Regions from separate parts of the Homo sapiens genome. Here region 2 is linked to region 1. A link is an interaction called in ENCODE POLR2A ChIA-PET data of the cell type or tissue named here. Cell type or tissue: PC-9. All regions are shown on one strand.

What was found. ChIA-PET counts read pairs that join two places held together with the same protein. Peaks named below come from ENCODE experiments on the same cell type or tissue, not always from the same donor. Only the 100,000 strongest peaks of a DNase experiment are listed, where the experiment ranks them.
Region 2: POLR2A ChIA-PET joins it to region 1 with 11 read pairs; 2 of 35 experiments call an interaction of 5 or more read pairs at or near these places.

What each region holds. Positions count from the first base shown.
Region 1 is chr6:18,250,035-18,255,034 of GRCh38, reverse strand. The region is part of intron 6 of DEK (DEK proto-oncogene); the gene reads left to right. Among named protein-coding and RNA genes, the nearest start is that of DEK, 12 kb to the left of the region's middle. In PC-9, no CTCF peak of the experiment used is centred here; no DNase peak of the experiment used is centred here.
Region 2 is chr6:17,873,250-17,878,249 of GRCh38, reverse strand. KIF13A (kinesin family member 13A) reads left to right here. Exons shown (of 39, transcript NM_022113.6): 4 at 4,813-4,873. Among named protein-coding and RNA genes, the nearest start is that of KIF13A, 110 kb to the left of the region's middle. In PC-9, no CTCF peak of the experiment used is centred here; DNase peaks (open chromatin) are centred at 449, 859 and 1,989; H3K27ac peaks cover 3,088 bases.

The DNA.
Region 1 (5,000 bases):
AAGGAAGTGTGAGAGATCTAGCAGGCCTAGGAGTTCAGGGGAATGCCATCTCTGATGGGAGATGGCATTAATCAAAACCAGAAAATAGCTCTAGGACTTCGTTTTCGTCCGCCCTTGGTCCTTATTACCATTAGCTGCACGAGGACAGATAAACAGCAGTTAAAGTGTAAACTTTTGTTATACAACTACAAACGCAAGGGGTATGATGATTTTTGGTGTTTTAAATTGGCTTGTTTAAAGACAAAATACTTCTTATTTTCTAACTTTTACTATAGCTATACTTGTACTTTTTAAGGATTTAGTGTGAGGCAAGGTGATCACTATTTCCTCAGAAGCAATTTACTAGGTTGTTATGACAGATATTTTTATATTTATCTTTTTCTCAGTGGTTTTCCAATTTATTGGTTTCAGGATACTGTTGCCCTCTTAAAAAATTAGTGAGGACCCCAAGAGCTTTTTTTAATATGAGTTATTTTGATCTTCACTGTATTTGACATTAGAACTGAAAAATTTTTATTTTAAAATGTTAAAAATAATATTTTCTAGGAAAAATAACTTTTCAAAAGAATGAAAGAGTGGCATTTTATGTTTTTGTACATCTGTTTAATGTCTGGCTTAAGAGAAAACAGCTTGATTACCATTTGCTTCTGCATTCAGTCTTTTTGTGTTGTTGTTGTTGTTACTGTTGTTGTTACTGTTGTTTTGAGACAGATTCTCACTCTGTTGCCCAGGCTAGAGTGCAGTGGCACAATCTCTGCTCACTGCAACCACTGTCTCCCAGGTTCAAGCAATTCTTCTGCCTCAGTCTCTACAGTAGCTGGGATTATAGGCGTGTGCCACCATACCTGGCTAATTTTTGTCTTTTTAATAGAGACGGGGTTTTGCCATGTTGGCCAGGCTGGTCTCGAACTCCTGACCTCAGGTGATCTGACCGCCTCGGCCTCCCAGAGTGCTGGGATTACAGGCGTGAGCTACCGTGCCTGGCCGCATTCAGTCTTTTGCAATGTATTGTTTTGTTTAAAATCTATGAAGGGCCTGATGCAGTAGCTTATGCCTGTAATCCCTGCCCTTTGGGAGGCCGAGGCAGGTGGATCACTTGAGCTCAGGAGTTCAAGACCAGCCTGGGTGACAGAGTGAGACTGTCTCAAGAAGAAATTAGCCAGGCGCTGAGGCACGCTCGTGTAATCCCAGCCACTTGGGAGGCTGAGGTGGAAGCCTGAACTCAGGAGGTCAGTGCTGCAGTGAGCTATTTTCATGCCACTGCATTCCATCCTAGGTGACAGAATGAGATCCTCTCTCAAAATAATAAGTATATGAAGAAAACCGAGCCTCACATAAAAAGAATATTTTTAAAGTCTTTTTAGATAATTGTGTATATTCTCTTTTTGATACCATACAATACCAAAACTCTACATAAGTTGTAGTTTCCTAAAGATTAGTTGTAATGTTTAATGTAGGTCTGAAACCAGGTTAATTAACTTGGGTCTTGTATGTATAGTTTTGTAACATGCATTTACCGCTTGTAAATATTGGTTCCCTGAATTATGTCTTCCAAATGTTGACGTTTTATTGAACACTGTCATTAAATCATGCTCATTAATATAAATATCATCTCATCAGAAAAATTACTTAGGCCTTGGTAAACTATCAAGTTCACAGTAGTAGATGTGAATTTTCCAGAATTCTAGTTCCCACTTGAAATCATAACGTTTATCATTGGCGATAAATGCTCTCAGTTTTCCTTGAAGTGACAAGCTCACCTTGTTCATGTTTGAAAACATCTCTATCAAATACCTAAGTCTGAGTTAGCCATATTTGTTCTTTTAAAAAGTGGTGTTCTCTGGGAGGTGAAGCTTGCAGTAAGCCGAGATCGTGCTGCTGCACTCCAGCCTGGGCGACAGAGCGAGACTGTCTCAAAAAAAAAAAAAAAATGTGGGGTTCTATGAAAAAGGAGCTTGGAGCGTGTTTAGCTCACAACTCAGATACACAAATGCTTTTCCTTCAGAAAACCATTGAACTTCAGTTGTAGCCATATTTATGTATATCTTCCATTTTGTCACAGATATTAGAAAGACATGTACTTGAGAGTTAACACAGTATTTATTGTTTTATCAAGGACATTATTAAGTGAAACCATTTGCCTTGTTTGTTTCTGCTGGTGTGTGGTTGTGAGGAATACAGTGACTAATATATGTTGCTTCCTTGATTAGTACTAAGGTGCCATCAATTTTACCCACCTTTGCTTTCCTTTGCTTTTGCAATTAGTACAAATGTCAACACAGTGAAAAGAGCAGATAAATAGTGTTGCTATTATTATGAAAATAGTTTCTACCTCGGAGACTCCGAAAAAGGTCTCAGGAAACCCCAAAGTCCTTGAACCACACTGTGAGAATCTGTTTTTTCTTGTCATATAGAATCTTAACTCTTATGTCAGTTTTTCATATGTGATTCTGTGATGATTACTCCTTAATCTGATAGTATCGAGCTCAGGCTATTTTCTTTTTTTTTTTTTTTTTTTTTTTTTTGGAGACAGCGTTTTACTCTGTTGCCTAGACTGGAGTGTTGTGGTACAATCATGGCTCAATGCAACCTTGACCTCCTGGGCTCAGGTGATCCTCTCACCTCAGCCACCCAAGTAACTGGGACTATAGGTGTATGCTACCATGTGTGGCTAAATTTTACATTTTCTTAGAGACAAGGGCTCACTATATTGTCCAAGATGGTCACAAACTCCTGAGCTCATGTGATCCTCTCACCTTGGCCTCCCAAAGTGTTGGGATTACAGGCATGAGCCACTATGTCTGGCCTAGAGCTATTTTCTATGCTACAAGAAGTTTCCTTTTTCTCCTCTTTAACAATTTCTCAATGGTTTAATCAACACAACATTAATCATTGATTGCTTTCCTATCCTTCTATTGTACTTTACCTTATTTTATTTGTTAATCAGATTTTGTTTCCAAAAAGAGATAATGCTGTTGACACTGGATTTTGATTAATAGATTTAACTATTTTTGGAGTAGTATAGGAAAACTCTAAGGCATTTGTATATTACTACTTTTTGGATTTTGGTTTTAAAACTCCTCGTTTACTTTTGGGAATTGCATTTTTTTTTTTATTGGCTGCTTGAATAACTTAACATCTTTTCACTTTCCTGGATAGATTTATCCAGAACCTGTTTCAGTCCTCATACTAATAATTCGATATACAGATTACATCCTTGCTACCTGTGTCTGGTTTCTGAGCTGAGATTGTGAGGGATATTATGTTTTTCTAATACATTTGAGACCTGGAGATCATGTAACAAGTAGTAAGAGCTTGGACAGTGAGAGTTACCTTTTCTCCAAACGGTGCTATCAAAGAATTTATCCACATGGATTAAGGTTCTGATAATAGTTGTTAATGGTAGTATCTCACATAGCAAGGATATGTGTATGCATTCACGATTTCTTATAGAGAATCTTCTCTGAGAAATGTCTTTGATCCACCAACTTCAAGTTCCTGGAGTGACCTAATTTTGCTGTTTCCTAGTGTGCCTTTAGAAGGGTACGTTGTTGGAGCAATCTAGGTTATCCTGTGGTTTCTTTGCAGAGAGCTCAAGAGTACCATATTATACAAAGCAGCCACTTTTTCTTAATTTTTGTGTAGGTGACAGTGACCCCTAGACTGGAGGTTCCTGGGAGGTAAAGGACCTGTCGTTCTAGTCTCTGCAAGAAAAATATTGCCTAAAGTTATCACAAACATTTACACAATTGGATACCTTAAGGTTATGTTATGGAATTTTACCTTAATGTTTCTGCTTATTGCAGAAAATAAAGTAACAAAGGTAGAAATAAAAGAATATAAAAGATGCTCAATCCCAGAAATAAATATTAATTCTGTAATGCGCATTTTAACATTCTTGATGTTAGGTAATTTTATGGTTTTCAATTTTAGAATTTAGCAAAACTTCCTTGAGAAAGCACTTAAAAATTAAATTTATTGTTTACTGTAATCAACTCATTTTCATCAGGTGATCTCTGCTTTTAATATACATGGTTTAATTGATTATCAGAATAATAGCAGCATATTCTTAGTTTCATAATTAACATACTTATCATTTATTGTATACTTATAGGCATCAGTGATAATATGAGCCTGACATTGTTGAAAGTAGAGGCCAGAAGTAATGAATATAAACCGTATAGTTCATTCATAAATTCAGGATGTATAATTGGTAATAAAGTTATACATTTTTTTTATGGGCCAGGCGTGGTGGCTCATGCCTGTATCCCAGGACTTTGGGAGGCCAGGGTGGGTGGATCACTTGAGGTCAGGAGTTTGAGACCAGCCTGGCCAACATGGTGAAACACTGTCTCTACTAAAAATACAAAAATTAGCTGGGCGTGATGGTGCATACTTGTAATCCCAGCTACTGCACAACAGAATGAGACTCTGTCTCAAAAAAAAAAAAAAAAAAAAAAAAAAAAGGTTTTTCTCCCATTCCTTCGATTGGAGTGTTGGGCCTTCTAAAGCAAGGAGCTTCTTTGGCAGTGACAGTTTTTTGTTTTTTGCTTTTTGTGTTTTTTTGAGACGGAGTCTCACACTGTTGCCCAGGCTGGACTGCAGTGGCGCGATCTCGGCTCACTGCAAACTCTGCCTCCTGGGTTCACGCCTTTCTCCTGCCTCAGCCTCCCGAGTAGCTGGGGCTACAGGCGCCCGCCACCACGCCCGGCTAATTTTTTGTATTTTTAGTAGAGACGGGGTTTCACCGTGTTAGCCAGGATGGTCTCGATCTCCTGACCTCATGATCTGCCCGCCTCGGCGTCCCAAAGTGCTGGGTTGGCAGTGACAGTTTTAATGCTTGTAGGGATGAAATAAATTACAAATCTAACTTAAAATATTATCATGACAAAGTATTAACAGCCGTTGGAGCTTAACATAATGTGTCTTGAGCTTCTAGTCCCATGTCAGAACCTAGAATACATATTTCTCTACAATTGAGAAGGGTCTTGCTAGGTGTT
Region 2 (5,000 bases), 380 kb after region 1:
CTGGCTGTCATGCTTTTCCACAGGCTTTCATAGGACCTGCTCCAGTTTTTTCCAGTGCCCCCTTGCTGTTACATTTTTGTGTCACTGATTACCTCCTGGCGTCATATGTGTTTATTGGTTGCTTGCATATTGCTTCTCTCCCTTCACCTCACTGGGAGCTTCATAAGGGACATGAATAATATAAGTATTACTACAGATAATGCAAGTAATAGGATACTCATGAGCTCCACGAGTCTTTGCATGTTTTTTGACTGCTATAATTCTAGCGCTTAGCACACAATAGGTACTCAATAAATATTTGTGAATGGATAAGTGAATTAATGAATTAGATGGCTACTACTAGGCCTGATTTGTAGTCATGCTCAGTAAATACTGACTGCAAATTTTTTTAGTGCAGAAACCAGAAGTTATTGAAAGCAGCACAGAATGAGGTTGAAAACCAAAGGTTCTTGGTGGGAGGATTTTTTTTTTCTTAATATTTAGGATGACGCATGTCACTGAAATTCACCATGGATCAAGCTTGGGCACAGTGCCCGGGATATAAGAAGGAGAGCGGTAAAGATACTTCAAAAAAAACAAAAAGAAAAGAAAAGAAAGGAAAATAGCCTCTATTGGCTGTTTAAAGTAAGGAGAGTTGACTTAGGTCAAAAGAAAAGGGAAATGTCCTGGAAATAAAAGTTAAGTATTATAAGATGCCATTAAAGGGAGTTTGTGGAATCTCCTTTTCTGGAGATGTTTAAAAACAAGATAGATCATCATCTCTTAGAAGTGTTGAAGTTCAGTCCTACCCAGAGGCAGGAAGATTAACTGGATTACGCCTGTGTGGTCGGTCTCTAGAGTCATTGGAAGAGCCCTTGAATGCAGTAAATATTCCACATTCTCTTGGCTGAAACTATTGTTTCATAACTGTTCATTTGAAACTTGGTTATTATAAAACCAGAGTGAATGTTTGTTTAAGTAACAAAATTGAATTTGGATCTCGGGTTGATGATGTAAGTTGAGTACATCATATATACCTAAATCAGTTTTAAAAACATTAAAATAAAGTATATATAGTGCTGAAACTATTCAGAACATAACTTAGTCTTTTTTTTTTTTTTTTTTTGGCAAGAGAGAGAGAACATTGCGTATAACTTACTAGTCTTTTATAATGTAAAAAAATGCCTGTTTCCCTGCGAGATCTTAATGCCATTAAGTACATCAATAAGTAATTATAAAGTGACTACTATAAACATTGCAGGCTTCAAAGATGAATTCGATATGGATCCTGCTTTCAGGGAACTTAGTCTACAAGTGGAGATGAAACATATATACAGGCCGGGCACAGTGGCTCATGCCTGTAATCCCAGCACTTTGGGAAGCCAAGGTGGGAGGATTGCTTGAACCCAAGAGTTTGATACCAGTCTGGGCAACATGGCGAAGTCCCATCTCTACAAAAAACACAAAAATTAGTTGGGCATGGTGGCATGTGCCTGTAGTCCCAGCTACTCAGGAGGCTGAGGAGGTAGGATCAATTGAGCTGATTGAGGCTGCAGTGAGCCATGATAGTGCCAGTGCACTCCAGTCTGGGCAACAGAGGGAGACCCTGTCTCTGAATGAATGAATGAATGAATGAATGAATGAATGCTGTCTCACACACACAGATCATATACATGATAAATGAAAAATAAAATAATTGAGATAGGAGCCATAAAAAAGGACTAAACAGTGTTGTAAGGTTTCAGAGAAAGAAAAGATGATTCCTTTGGATTTAACCAAGAATGCTTCTGGGAGGAAAAATGTATCGAACTGGGCCTTAAGGGGTATGACGTATTTTGAAGGGTGGAAATGAAGGAGAGAACAAGGACAGAGATGAAATTATACTTAGTAATTCTGAGGTAAGGACAAGTTCCACTGGAGCATGAGGAATTTGGGGTTAATAGGCTGGGAGGGCCTATTGTGGCTAGTCTCAAATGCCAGGCCAAAGAGCATGGGTTCTGTATGCTCAGTGCTTAAGATCTCTTGGAAGTGATTAAGCATTAAAGGATCCTGCCCATGGGAGGTTTGTAATTTGCTGTTTGGACTGCAAGAGATAAAGGGCAATAGCAGTGAGCCCAGGAAGGTAGCTGCTGAGTCACCTGGGCTGCATTTGCTAAGGGATATGCTGAGAAGTAGTAGTTCCAAGGCATGTTAATAAGTGTTAGTCCAAAAAGGGTCTCCTCACCAAAATGAATTGGGGAAATAAAATGTTAAACAATCAAATAGGCTTCTTTCCTGGACTTCATTTCTGAAAAGTCTCTGGAAGACTTTTTAGAGCCTTTAATATTGAGAATTTCATTGAGAATCTCAAATAGGATAAAACGTGCACCACTTCCAACATGATTTGGTCTTTTTTCATGGAGTAGCTCATGAAACTCTGGTTCCTTAGAACACACTTTGGGGAACATTGCTCTACACATTTGATAATAACAGCTGGAACACAAGTGGTGGTAATGGGCATGAAAAACAGCAGTTAGGGCCAGGCATGGTGGCTCACGCCTGTAATCTCAGCACTTTGGGAGGCTGAGGCAGGCAGATCATTTGAGGTCAGGAGTTTGAGTCCACCCTGGCCAACATGGTGAGACCTCGTCTCTACTAAAAATACAAAAATTAGCTGGGCATAGTGGTGCGTGCCTGTAGTCCCAGCTACTTGGGAGGCTGAGGCAGGAGAATTGCTTGAACCCAGGAGGCAGAGGCTGCAGTGAGCTGAGATCATGCCACTGCACTGCAGCCTGGGTGACAGAGTGAGACTCTGTCTCAAAAAAAAAAAAAAAAGGAAAAGAAAAAACAGCAGTTTGATGGGAGTCCTTACAGGGGAAGCACCAAGAAGCACCAGCCATTCCCGGTATATAGTAGGCATTCAGTAGCTATACAGAAAGTTAATTCATGTAAAAGTGAATTAATGATTTCATACCAGTAGATGTTGGTGTGGATGCGGTCAACAGGGAACACTTTTACATTGCTAGTGGAAATGTAAACTAGTACAACCACTATGGAAAACAGTGTGGAGATTCCTTAAAGAACTAAAAGTAGAACTACCATCTGATCCAACAATCCCACTCCTGGGTATCTATCCAGAGGAAAATAAGTCATTATACGAAAAAGATACTTGCACATGCATGTTTATAGTGGCACAGTTCACAATCGCAAAATCGTGGAACCAACCCAAATGTCCATCAGTCAACAAGTGGATAAAGGAACCATGCTGTGTGTGTGTGTGTGTGTGTGCGTGCGTGTGCGTGTGTGTGTGTGTGGTGGAATACTACTTAGCCATAAAAAGGAATGAATTAACGGCATTTGCAGCGACCTGCATGAGATTGGAGACTATTGTTCTAAATGAAGTAATTCAGGAATGGAAAACCAAACGTTGTATGTCCTCACTGATATGTGGGAGCTAAGCTATGAGGACAGAAAGGCATAAGAATGATACAGGGGAGTTTGGGGATTTGAGGGGAAGAGTGGGAGAGGGGCGAGGGATAAAAGACTACAAATATGATGCAGTGTACACTGCTCAGGTGATGGGTGCACCAAAATCTCACAAATCACCACTAAAGAACTAACTCATGTAACCAAATACCACCTGTACCCCAATAACTTATAGAAAAATAAAAAAAGATAAAACATGAAATTAGCCAGGCATGGTGGCGAGCACCTGTAGTCCCAGCTACCCAGGAGGCTGAAGGCAGGAGAATTACTTGAGCCCGGGAGGCAGAGGTTGCGGTGAGCCGAGATCGCACCACTGCACTCCAGCCTGGGCAACAAAGCGAGACTCCAACTCAAAAAAAATTAAAATTTAAAAAATATGAAGAGATACTTTTACATGTAAAAGACATGCCAAATACTAAACATGTAAAATTGCTAAACATGTAAAGTTGCTTCACATCTTTACTTTTCGAGGAATTGTATATTAAAAATACAGTAAGAACCCCCCCCACCACCACCAAAAAACAAAAACAAAAACAAAAACATGCTTTGCTGGAGATTGCCTGCAGAGACAGAAGGGGAAAGGAGTGCAGGATGGGAATATGGAGAGTTTTGAACTTCAGTATGCTACAGATGATATCATGGAAAGCTAGGAGAAGGAACTGCTTTATATGAAAGTTGAGTATTGAGAAGCTGAGGGAGATCGACCTGGAAGGTTCCATGGTTGCTGAAACCATGGACTTGCGAGAGAAGATATTGTTTTTGTTTTTTGTGTTTTCTCATCAGATGTATTGTGGAAAAAAATATCTCGTTAAAATGTCTGGTTATTTGAATTCTAGATAAATAGTAATTTTCATATACAACTTATTCTAATACAGAAAGCTAACCATATATTTAGTCTAAAAGAAATATCATAGGGCCAGGCGCGATGGCTCACACCTATAATCCCAGTACATTTTGGGAGGCAGAAGAGAGAGGATTACTTGAGGCCAGGAGTTCGAGACCAGCCTGAGCAATAGGGCAAGACCTCCTGTCTGCAACAATTTTTTTTTTAATTGCTCGATATGGTGGCATGCACTGGTGGTCCTAGCTACTCAGGAGGCTGAAGCAGGAGGATCCCTTGAGCCCAGGAGTTTGAGGCTTCAGTGAGCTGTGATAGTTCAACTGCACTCCAGCCTGGATGACCCTGTCCCCCAAAAAAGAGGAAAATAAGAAATTTTATGGTTAACAAAAGCACCAAACCTATAGTGATTTTTTTCAGTCAGACAGTAGTGGCCATCCTTCTCATCTTCACCTGTGATTTATTTTAGTCTGATTTACTCATAAGAAGTTAATTAATCTTTAAGTTTAATATTTTGTTCTTTCATTCAGGTATTTGCCTTTGATTATTGCTTTTGGTCCATGGATGAATCTAACACTACAAAATACGCTGGTAAGTTTTCTCCCTCTACACCTGACAGTTGGGCTTCTGGCCTCTTCTTCCATTGAGTTTATTTTCTTTAATTCCTCTGGAGTTTTACTTTCCCTGTGTAATTCACACCTGTTCTTTCCAATTATAC